2 separate regions of the Mus musculus genome follow, and region 1 is linked to region 2. Evidence: chromatin contacts called from ENCODE Hi-C data. All regions are on one chromosome and are shown on one strand. Each heading gives the region's core, a stretch centred on a gene start or an enhancer-like site at or near the end of the contact. The rest is flanking DNA. Distances are from core to core; before and after follow the strand shown.

Evidence for each region. A loop is a pair of places that touch in the nucleus more often than their neighbours do.
Region 1: a map of left cerebral cortex shows a loop between it and region 2 (5-fold over the local background). The contact joins the enhancer-like site here to the promoter of 1700025G04Rik in region 2. A Hi-C loop is called at or near these places in 7 of 37 maps with a recorded cell type or tissue (T-helper 17 cell, heart and left cerebral cortex).

Annotation. Positions count from the first base shown.
Region 1 is chr1:151,996,159-152,002,288 of GRCm38, reverse strand. All of the region lies in intron 2 of 1700025G04Rik (RIKEN cDNA 1700025G04 gene), which reads left to right. Among named protein-coding and RNA genes, the nearest start is that of 1700025G04Rik, 91 kb to the left of the region's middle. Within about 2 kb of position 2,552, at least 2 of the 3 ENCODE cell types and tissues checked have a DNase peak (open chromatin) inside an H3K27ac peak, as active enhancers do; they include left cerebral cortex, where a contact is called at or near this core.
Region 2 is chr1:152,089,053-152,094,824 of GRCm38, reverse strand. 1700025G04Rik (RIKEN cDNA 1700025G04 gene) reads left to right here and starts at 4,505. Exons shown (of 6, transcript NM_197990.3): 1 at 4,505-4,893.

The DNA of each region.
Region 1 (6,130 bases), core at 1,303-3,802, 91 kb after region 2:
CTTTTCAAATACTTTATCCAAGGTAGACTGTTGCATGCACGCACCACGCACACACGCGCGCACACGCATGCACGAGCCATTTCTAAGGTCTCTGAATCTTCTCTTTCTTCTCATCCCAGTTTTAGTTGTTCTGTGGGTTTTTTGTTTGTTTGTTTTTTAAATAAATCATGTATTTGTTGATAGGTGTGATCTCTCTTATAAGCTGGTTAGCCAGCTGTGGGTAGGAAATGCATGGTCTTTAGAGGGACCAGGTTTCCATAGGGCTAAGTGCAGGATGAAGGAGGAATGCCCAGGGATCAAGTTAAACACTGACCGTTCCATCCTCATTTTATAACTAAACCGGCTCTGACTGCTGCTGAGTTTGGTTTCAGGAGCACCCGATGTTTACAGCAGCCCTTTAAACAGAGGTGCATAGATCATTGTAGTAAAAGTCTTTTGGATGGCATTGTAAGATCAAGCAGCCGGCCAGCAACCAGAAACCTAGCTGCTCTCCTTCATGTGGACTTAGTTATATTCTCACCCTTGATGGTTCATAACTTGGAACATGACATACATTGCTGCCTGTTTAAATGTTGTAGGGACCAATTTATCAGGGCCACGTTGAAGATTAAATGATAAAATGTTCCCAATGTACTTAGAATTGCGGAGCAGTGGGAGGCAAAGTAATAATTCACTGTGTATCCCTCATAATTTTGATTGCACAAAGTGAAGATTCATTAAGGACACTTTGCTCATAGGATAATTACAGAGAGGATAATGTGACTCTGTGTGGGACCACAGCCATTAGCCACACGTGACTCTGAAGCATGGATGATGTGGCCCAGTCTGAGATGCTTTTTACATTTTGCACTAAATGAAGAGCTAATATGGAAAATAACCAAAAAAATTAGCTCATTAATCACTATTGATCATATATTCAAGTGATAATTTGGATCTATCAGATTAGGTAAATTGTATTATTAAAATTACATGCACCTGCTGTTTTTTAATGTAGCCACTAGGAATGCTAAGACGCCAGGCCAGGCATGGTGGCACATGCCTTTAATTCCAGCATTCAAAAGGGAGAGTCAGATCTCTGAGTGTAAGACCATGCTATGGAGTCAGCCAGGGCACCCTTAAGAGGGTGACTGAATAAAGTAAAGGTGGTCTGCACAGGCAGTGGGTTTTATTTAGTTAGAAAGAACAAAATGAGGTTGTGTGCAGAAAAATGAATGGAACTTGAGATCTTTGTGTTGATAAAATAAGCCATTTACACACAGACAGGTTTGTCTGTTTTCTCTCATATGCAGAGTTTTGGGGAAAGAGACTTAAAAGTAAAAAAAAGACTAAAGTAGATAAAGAGACTGAAAAAGATAAAGGAAAATGGTATGACTAAATTACTTTTTAGACATATGCATGGAAATGCCTCAGTAAAATCTATTGCCTTGTATAATTTCTGTTTACCAGTAAGAAACTGAAAAACAAAACAAAAAGCCTTAACTCAAGATGGGAAGAGCATATCCTAGTGTAGTCTTGGAAGATATCTTGATGCTTCAAATAAGGGCTCAGTAGGCTTTGCATGGCTAGAAGCCCACACAGACTTCATAAATTACAGAACTCTGACGTGCGGGCCAAGAGTTTTAACTACTGCTTTCGTAATAAAAGTACAGCCTGCTTTGTTACTTAAAGCCTTTGAGAATCAAAACTCTACTGCCTGAGGGAAGTTGCTTCTGGAGACCTTGGAGATCCTGAATTAATTCAGTGTTTTCTAAAAACTGCCTGTTTCATACCAAGTAGCCAATGGCAGTTGTTTCTACAATGTGTTGTACGCCATATTAAGCACGTCACACATCCCTTACTTCATCTTCAAAGCAGCCTGAGAGAGGGACTCTAGTGTACCGGACTCCACTATCAGGTAATAACACACACACATACACACACACACACACACACACACACTGTTTAGCTCAGCGTCCATATGTATATACTCATATATAGTTCATATATAAATATATATACATTTATATATGTGTAAATTTTTGTTTATATGTGTGTATGTATACATATATACACACACGTATGAGCTTGTTTTTATTTATGTTTATATATAAATGTGTGTGTATATATGTAAATTTTGGGATACAAATGTGTATGTGTGTGTATATATATATGTACATACATATGTATGTATACATACACATGCACACATATATTCACTCCCGGGAAATATTCCCAAATGCTAATTTTTCCTCACTGTCAGCGAGCACTGAGAGCCTGTTCCCTTGCTGTTGGATATGGACGTAAGTGAAAGATAGGGTCATATACCATTCAGTGTTACAGGCAGCCTGACTCCAACAGGAAAGAGCCTTTGATCTGGCAGAACCTGTGACAGGGTTACCATTACAGGATTACCTCAGAGCCCTCAGGATTCCCAAGGGGTCCCAGCAGATTCCTTTAGTCACTCAGCTTCCCCTCCAGAAGCCTTGTGTTTCTGTAGCTGGCTAAAGGGAAGTGAGCTCGGCCTGGTGGAAGGCCACAGTGAAGCTGCTGGTGCATCTGGCATCCTCCGGTGAGGCCCAGGGAACCCGAGCTGCAGGCAAGGCTGGCTGGTGCTGGGGGGGAGTTCTCCAGAAGTGACTCATCAACAGGAGTGGGACTGGGAGCGTCTCTTCACCTTAAGCAGTTCTCAGTGTTTCCTTCCAAAATGACATCAGAGAATTTGAAACTGTGACTTCTTCCCGGAATCCTGGCTGTGTAACAACGGATGTTTCATGGGCATCTCCTGGCAGTCTCCATGTTGCTTCACCCACCTGGCAGATTGGCCTCATTTCGTCTCTGATGTTCCTGTGTAGAGATCCACCCTGGGGCTTGAGCATGGCTGCTGCTTTCTCTACTGAATTATTCCATGGCGTTAAAAACATACTACTGGACTCTTGATTACAGTTCCTAAGTCTTTTCCACATGCGGTTGTTAATACTATTACCTCTGTTTGAGAGGAGGAGGCTGAAGCTAAGGCCTATCCTGGTCACATAGCTAAAGAAGTGGGACTGTTTATATAATGAGGAGGGTAGCTTGCCTGAGGGCGCTCCCCTTCAGGAATAAACGTATCTGTTGGGGTTGGGGGACGTTGAATCTAAACTAGCCTGTGCTTAGGAGCTTTGGGGAAGTAATTGCTAACTGCCTGCTTTAACTCAGCCTTGGCTGTTAAGTGAGGATGTCTGGAGATTCTACTGTGGTAATTAGGGTTATTTTTGGTGGAGTTGAAGTACAATCATGTTAACCACACAGCTATGAAATCTGGCAAACTGGCTTCAAAGCCTGGCTGAGCTCCTCACACACAGATACATAGACTTGTCAGACTCGTGAGCTTCTCATTGGCTTAGGTTCTGTCTGTGCAGTATGGGCGATACCAGGACTTTGCACGGAGTTGTTGGGCCTTCGACGCATTCTTGTATGTTAAGCTTTTCTGTACTACTTGGGGACACATGATAAGCAGTGAAAGGGTGCCAACTGTTAATCTCCACCATCCTGTTGGCAGCCTGAAGACATGCGTGCTTATGTATGCAGCTGTGACTTCTCAAAGTTGTTGATCGGTCCTTTGCGATTTAACTTGAGAAAATCATTATCATTTTCTTAGGGTTGTCACATTCAACAGACTTGAACAATTGATTCATGAGCCTGAATTATTTGTGTTACTATGGTCATTCTCTTCTGTCTTGGCCTAATCAGAACTTCTGTCTATGTAAGGTGTGTGTGTGTGTGTGTCTGTTAAACAAGAAAGGTAAAGGTTATGACTTAGAAATAATAAATATGATAAGATGTTGCTGGGGTTTATAATCCTATTAAGCCTGTATAAAAGACACACAATCCAGATATTTTAATTATAAGCCCTACGCCTAGATTGGGCAGGTCTTGGGCTATACTTTCTTATTCCCCTGCCATAAGGCCCCTTATCACTTGCTGTTTCTCCTGATCATGCAATTCTGGTTCATGGCGACTTCCTCTTCCACCAGCCTTCTTCCTCGCTCCCCTTCTCTCTCCCTTCTTGCAACTCCCTCTCAAGCCTCCAGTCCCACCTTTGCCCTCCACTGCCCTAATCACAGGTTTTAGCCTTTATCTGACAGTTAAAATGGGGAGAAGGCTCACATGGCATCAGTTGAACACCTGATGATCTGCTTGTAGGGGGCAACTACCTCTTGAGGAGCCAGGTTTAGCATTAGAATACAAGCAGCCTCAGGCCAACCCACAACAATAGGCATATTTCCATCTAAGTATGCTTTTAAAATTTTCCCACCGTACAGCTTAATGCTGTATTTGTTGTGTGTTTTTTATTGCTGTGACCACATACCCCAGTAAACAACTTCAGGGGGTAGGGCCTTATTTTGGTTCACGGTTTCAGCCTGTGCTGGCTGGCTCCAGTTCGTTGGGCCTGAGGTCAAATAGAAGTCATGGCAGTAGAAGTAAAGTGGCAGAGAAGGCTCATTCATCGGGCAAGGAAGCAAAGAGAAAATGAGGAAGGACCAGCGGACCTCTTCCTCAAACTAGACCTCGTGCTGAAGTTTCCCCACCTCTCAGTAGTTCGATTGAATTATGAATTAAAACAAAACAAAACAAAACATTGTGTCCACTGATGAGGTCAAAGTCATCATGGCCTGCCGCATGTTTCATCTCTGAACCAGGCCTTCAATGTGTAAACCTTTAGAGGACTCCAAATCCAAGCCATATTGCCAGACATAAATTAATGTGTGAGTGTGTGTGTGTGTGTGTGTGTGAGTGTATGTATGTGTGTGTGTGTATGAGTGAGTGTGTGTGTGTGTGTGAGAGAGATTGTGTGTGTGTGAGAGAGTGTGAGTGTGTGTGAGTGTATGTATGTGTGTGAGTGTGTGAGAGTGTGTGTAAGTGTGTATGTGTGAGAGAGAGTGTGTGTGTGAGAGTGTGTGTGTCTGTGTGTAAGTGTGTGTGTGTGTCTGTGTGTATTTTCCCTGTGATTTCCCAGCTCTTCCTATATATGGACTAAGGATGTTTCCAGAAAGATATTTATTTGTGAAGCAGTGCATTGACAATGAGGAAACAAGATGCTGACGGTGCCTGTGGCTGTCATAGAGAACTGCATCTAGAACTAAATGAAAATTTAAAATGACACACAAAATAGGGATCATTTCACCTCACATTGCATCTATGAAGAATATTCATAATATTAAAATTGAATTATTAAGAATTTCCAGATGAAACTAGCGCGTGCGCATGCTTATATACCTTTGTGCATACCTGTTACAGTGTATTTGTGGAGGCCAGAGGACAACTTGCAGGAGTTGGCTCTCTCCTTCCCCGATGTCACCATGTGGGTCCCAGCAGCAGAACTCAGGTCACCAGGCATGACCGCAGGTGACCTGCCATTTCTCTGGGCCTCCACTCTCTGGCCCTCCAAATGAATCTAACGATGTAAATGTAAGATAAGATGTAAATGTAAGATAAGAAGTGTGGTGCTGAGGAGTTAACCTCAGTCCATAAAGCGTTCCCACACAAGCATGAGGGAAGTTCCGTCCCTAGGTAGGGCCCATGTAAAAACCATGCATGTATGACCCGGAGAACATCACGGAAGGATGGAAGAGATGGAGGATGGGAGGCGTGTTCCAAAAGAGCTCTTCTGGGTAAGACATAGCGGGTTGCACTTAAGAACTCACCATAGATGTGGTTATTTACACAAGACATGCCCAAGATTGGCTCAGTCAACATTTCATCATGGAAAGGGGAGGAGCTGATGAGACCCCACTACTCCCCACTACTCCGTGAGAGTTGATTGACAGTCTCTTCAGTGAGGTAGCTACTAATACGTTGCTTATTCTCCAGGAATACCTCCCACTTGTGCTCACACAGGAAACCTAATGAAACACAGTAGCTCACACACACAGAAGACAGGGAAGTATGGGAGGGGCGACATGGGAAGAAGAAATGTTTCAGAGAAAGGAGGGGGTGGGGTTAATGGAATGTGAAAATGGATACAATACATTCTATGCATGCATAAAACTCAGAGTAAAAATACGTTTTACCTAGTAATTTTTTTTTCCAAAGTGCCAGCTGTGATGGCATCACGTGCTTTGTAAACTCAGGGCAGAGAAGGAGAACAGGGGCTCCCCGGCCAGCCAGCCTG
Region 2 (5,772 bases), core at 3,256-5,755:
AAAAAAACATACCGACCATATGAGTGGTCGTATGAAGCCAAATATTCAAAAGCAATAGCTTTAGGGGCAGGAAAGATTAAAATGATGATAATGATGGTGGTGTCTTTGAAGATATTTTTTAAAAGATTCATTCATTTGTGTGTGTGTGCGCGCGCGCACGTGAGCATGCGTTTGCAGAGATCAGACAGCAACTGCCAGGAGTCAGTTCTCTGTTTATACTACTTATGTGTACGAGCCATTGACACAGCTTGCCCAAGGACAACTTGTGTTAGTCAGTTCTCTCCTTCCACCATGTTAGTTTCTAGGACCCAATGCAAGTTGGTAGGCTTGAAGCCAAGGACTCCTACCTTGTTTTGAGGCAGGGTCTCTCTGTCTTTCTGTCTCTCTGTCTTTTTCTTTGTGTCTCTGTCTCTCTCTATCTCTCTCTGTCTCTGTCTGTCTTTTTTTGTCTCTCTCTCTCTCTCTCTCTCTCTATCTCTCTCTGTCTCTGTCTGCCTTTTTCTTTGTGTCTCTGTCTCTGTCTCTGTCTCTGTCTCTGTCTCTCTCTCATCTGCTGCCCACTGGTGCGGGGAGCTTCCTACTGATTTTCCTGTTGCTGGAGAGCAGGGATCACTGCCTTTTTTTTTTATGTTGGTCCTGGCTGGGATTGAGCTGAGTTTGCCTTGTGCAGCAAGTGCTTTCACTTGCTTCAATCATCTCCTTGGCCCCATCTTTGAGGATTAAAATGTAACTTTTCTGGGCAAAAGGGCCATCGTTCTGGAAGTTATAAAGTGTTGGATGGTATGGGGTTCAGATATTCTGGTGATGTGGAAGAGCAATGTGGTGACGCTTATGTAAGAAGATGCTGTGGTAAGTCTTCACATAATTATAATTATTTATATTTATCATATTTATCTTACTAATCATGTGTCAAGTAGGAAAGTTATTTTACAATGAAGTGTCCAGTACATTGGGCTGACCAAGCAGTTGGTTTTTTGCTCTTTATTTCTTGAGAGGGGGTCTATGCAGTCCTGGCTGGCCATTTTGAGATTGTGAGGACCCCTTCTTCTCAAGTGCTGGGAAGGCTGTGGCCGAGCAGTCTCTCTAGCCCCAGGCCAGGAAGTTTTAGAGTTATTACTTCTGCATGGGTTAGAAATTGTTATGTAGGATGGTCACCACTATGCCTGATACCATGTCTGTTTAAAAACAGACTTTTATTCTTTTATTCATTTATTTGGTGTGTGTGTGTGTGTGTGTGTGTGTGTGGTATGTGCACGTGTGTGTATTTCTCTGGCACATATGTATTTGCACCACCTATGTGTATACCTGTTACCAGAAGAGAGTGATGGATCCCTTGAAAGTGGATATACAGGTGTACAGATGGTTGTGAGCTATCATGTGGGTGTCAGGACAGAACATGGGCCCTGGGCCGTCTGCAAGATCAGCGAGAGCTCTTTATGGTGCTGCCAGGCAGTTTTGCAGTTATCACTACTGTGTGGGTTAGTGGCACATTTGACTCTAGCCCCTGGTGGCAATCCTCCCTGCTTCCTCCACCCACTTGGTGTTCTACCTATACTGCGATGGCTGGGCGTGGCAAGATGGTAGAGCTCTCTCTTCTCATCTTTCCCAAACTTGTGGGTAAAGGCACATGAGGTAGGAGTCTAGAGATCCAAATGTAAATGAGGAATTGAAAATGTAGATGTAAAATGAGGAATTGGTATGTACTATAAAGTAATGTTTATCACGGAGGTTAGTTTCCATAAGAATTCTACTACCAATGGGTAAGCTTACCAACAGTTCCATGAGACTTGAATATGATATATCCTCCCTTCCTAAGAAGTTTCTGACACTTTTTTTTTAAAAAAAAAAGTTAATCTTAAACATGGTTCAAAGTTGTAAATGTCTCATGCCCTGTGAAACTAGACTGATTGACTACGTTCAGTATGGGCATTGCCAATGAGCTCCAAATGAATAGTTTCTCTGAGGAACACTGTAACCTGATAAATTATATGTTCCCCTAATGAGGTGCTTAATACATGTGTGCTGACCGAAGAACAGTAAAATAAATGGAAGAAAATCAGCCATGTGCGAAGCACTTAACAAGTTCTTCTCTCTGGTCGGTGGAATTATGATTTTTATTTTCTTCATATTTAGCTGAGTTTTTCACATTAAAAAAAATTCACAGCCTGGTGTGGTGTGGTGGCGCATCCCAGAAATTCCAGCACTTAGGAAGAAGAGGTTGGGAGATAGAAAGTCAAGGTCAACGGTCAACATACAATACTGTCACTCAAAACAACAAAATCATAAGGAATGTGTAATACCTTGGCTAATTTGCAAACTAGCTTTAAAAGTTCACAGAATGGGTGGGCTTTCTCAGGACATGTATGAAGTGCTTGCTCTGTGGCCTCTGAGGTGAAGAACAGAGTATATGGTCTTCAGTGTTCTTGATGTGAAAATGTTCCTATGACACACACATTCACCTGCACATTGGATATTGTTCATTTTCATTTTATCACCAGTGAAACTTTGGGGACATGCCCTAAACACTCCCAGAGAATGGTTGACTACTTTTCAATAAACTCAACAGCAATTCCCACCCTTCTTCAAGAAAAAAAAATGTTACAAAGGGGAAAACGCATGCTAAATTTGAGGTTAACATATATTGAAAGTGACCACTCTTGTTTATTTACTTATGCTAGCCATGAAGTGCCACCTGTTTGTGTTCTTCTTGCTTTCCTAGCAAGCTTACAAGGAAGAGATTATGAATTCCACTTCATAGAATGAAAAACTGACTAAAACTTCTACAAGCACTTTCCCTTCTTAACCTCTTCCTTTCGAGGGGCTAGGCGACAAATACAGATTACAGAAAGAAAAATAAACTAAAATATAGGTACGTTATAAAAGAAAAAGGCAATCCAGTTGAGTTTCACGAACAATGTAATATTAGCCTTTGATGTTGAAAAAGAGAGGGAAAAGAATTTAAGACCTGGGGTGGTGGTGCACGCCTTTAATCCCAGGACTGGGAGGCAGAGGCAGGGGGATTTCTGAGTTTGAGGCCAACCTGGTCTCCAGAGTGAGTTCCAGGACAGCCAGGGTTATACAGAGAAACCCTGTCTCGAAAACAAACAAAACAAAACAAAAACCAACAACAGCAACAAAAAGAATTGAATTTAAAAATGAAGAGGCCAACTTTCCAGACACTTAATGGGTGGGTTTTTAGCTTATTTCATTAAGCCAACTTATGAATTTGCTTTTCAATTAAGTGTCATATTACTGTCACAGCTGTGTCTTTTTCTGTCTTCCAACTTCATCCTGGCTGAATGTGGGAAGTGATTCTGCTGTGTGTGTGTGTAATCGGTGAGGTCTGGGGAGGATCTTTTACCACCATTGTTTCCATGGGTGTCCTCGCTCTGGGGGCCTGGCATTCCTCAGGAGTCTAAGGCAATGAAGGAGCAGTGAAGCGCGCAGAAGAGGCACAAAAGAGCCGCAAAGGCTATCAGTGTAGAAAGATCAATTCAGTGTGCACACGAAAGGCCCAGTATGCCTGGGATGAGGAAAAAAATATGCCTTCCTAAAGTGAAGGAAACTGGTTGCCCTGTGGGGGTCCACAAAGAACTGGCCCTCTGGCCAGGGACGATCTTTTTAGGTCCTTTATCAATCTCTCAGCTGGCGCGGCCTCGCCCCTTCTGTCCACAGAGGCTTGGGAGGGTGGGGAAAGCAGAGCAGGGCATCCGCATCTTTCCTCGGCAGGTTTCAGCTTTTTCTAAGTCGCAGAAGCGTCTTCCTTCTTTCATCTTGCAGGCGCTGCAGCTGGGAGACAAGGTGGAGACGCTCAGAGGTGGGTCTCCCGGCCTTGGCTGCGGCTGGCTCTTCCCGGCGGCCAGGGAGGGGTAGGGCGAGGCTGTGCAGCCTTCCCGAGTTAGCTCCAAGCAGCCACAACCCCTCTGTGCGTCCCAGAGCTGTCGATCTGCCTGACAGACTTCTCCTCTCCCGGTTCCTGCCTCAATCCTAGTGAAGCCTCTGTCGGCACCCACACCATCAACCAAGTGACAGGTCCCTGGAAGGCCAGGCAGGATACAGCCTTCCTATCTGGGTCTGTCCTCCAGTTTGCACGGGTGCGCGCGAAATCACACACACACACACCACACACACCCGCCACACAGACCCACAGTCCGCCCTTCCTGCAGAGCACACACCACACACACACACACACACACACACACACACGCACACACACAACTCGCCCTCCCTGCAGCACGCGTGTGCATGCACACACTAAGCTCGCTCCTCTTTTCCCTACAGCACACACACGCACGCACGCACGCACACACAGGCCGACAGACAGACACAAGCGAGCCCACCCTTCTCCCTCCCCGCAGCCCTGGCTGCCCAGCCCCTCTTCCCCGAGCGCCGCGCCCGGCGGCCTCCGCAGGCCCCGCCCCGGGGGAGGAGAGCGGGCCGCGCGCGGGAGCCGGGCAGGGGAGGGGACGGGCGGCGGGGGAGTGTCTGGCTGCCCCCGCCCCTCGAGTGAGCGCCTGGGCGCGGAGGTCCCCTCCCTCCTCGCTCCGAGTCTGCCAGCTCCCGCTCGCTCCCTGCCCACTCCCGGGGGGCCGTTCCGTGGCGCGGCCGCCGCGGCCACCGCTTCTTTCACACTTTAGTTGCCGCGAGCCGCGCGCCGCGCTCAGTGACTGGAGAGAGCTGGCCGCGCGCCGCCTTCCCGCACGCACGCACGCGGGCCCGGCTCCGGGGTTTTCGGCTTTTACTCCAGGCGGCGGGGAGGAGGGGGAGCCCCGGCCACACTGTAGGGAGGAGGAAGAGGAGGACGTGGAGGAGGGAGGAAGAGAAGAGGCGAGGAGGCCAGGGGCGGGGGGCGGGGGGCTTGCCACCTTCAGCCCCCCCCCGCGAGCGCCCAAGGTAAGCGGGGGCCACCTCCGGCGCGCTGGGCATCCCGGGTGGGCGAGGAGGGAGGCCTGCGGGGTGTCTGCCGAAGGGATGGGAGCCGCGATCCCGGTGCTGCCGGCGCTCTTCTCTGGCTGGGGCTGCCGCTGCGGGGCTGCTGGGGCTGCTCGCTGCAAGGGACCGGAGCCAGGCTGGGGGAGTTGGAGGGGGGCGTCTGCTTGCAGGGTGGAGGGGTTGGGATGCGGTTAGGGCTGCTGACGACTTTCGTCACATCGAGGCCTGGGTGGCTGGTGTGAGACACCCCTCCCTTCCCACCCGCACCCCGCGCCGCCCTCAGCCTTCCTGCTCTTCTCTAGCTTTGCCTGTAGCCACTGTTACTTTGCAAGCAGGAGCTGGGAAGGAAAAAAAAAGACACCCAAATTTAGAATCTTTGGCTAAGTCTCCAAGTCCCTTCCCTCGTTCCCACTGATGGATGCGTTTGTGTGGGGGATATGATCCCCGAGATTTCTGAAGTTTTGACCTTTTTGGGGTGGCTTGTTTTCTGTACATCTGCTTGTCTTCCTGGGTGTATTTATTATTCGTGCCCTTGCGCGGCAGCCGGAGGGTGCTTGGTTGTATTACATGAGCAGATTCCTTTCCACCTCTGCAGGCAGTTCGAGAAGTGCCGCGGCGGCTGGGCTGCCTTTGCTGCTTAATGTCCTTCCCTATCATCCGCCCTGCCCCCTCCCTCCAGAGAGAGATATTTTTTATACCCCTCTGTCATGTGTGTGTGGGAGAAGTCCTTAGGCCGAAGAGCTTTCATCGCCCATTCATTCCTCTTGCGAAGGCTCTGAATGGCTCAGGCATGTTGATAACATTTGGGGGGTGCCTATCTTTGCCTGTGGAGTTGCTTGG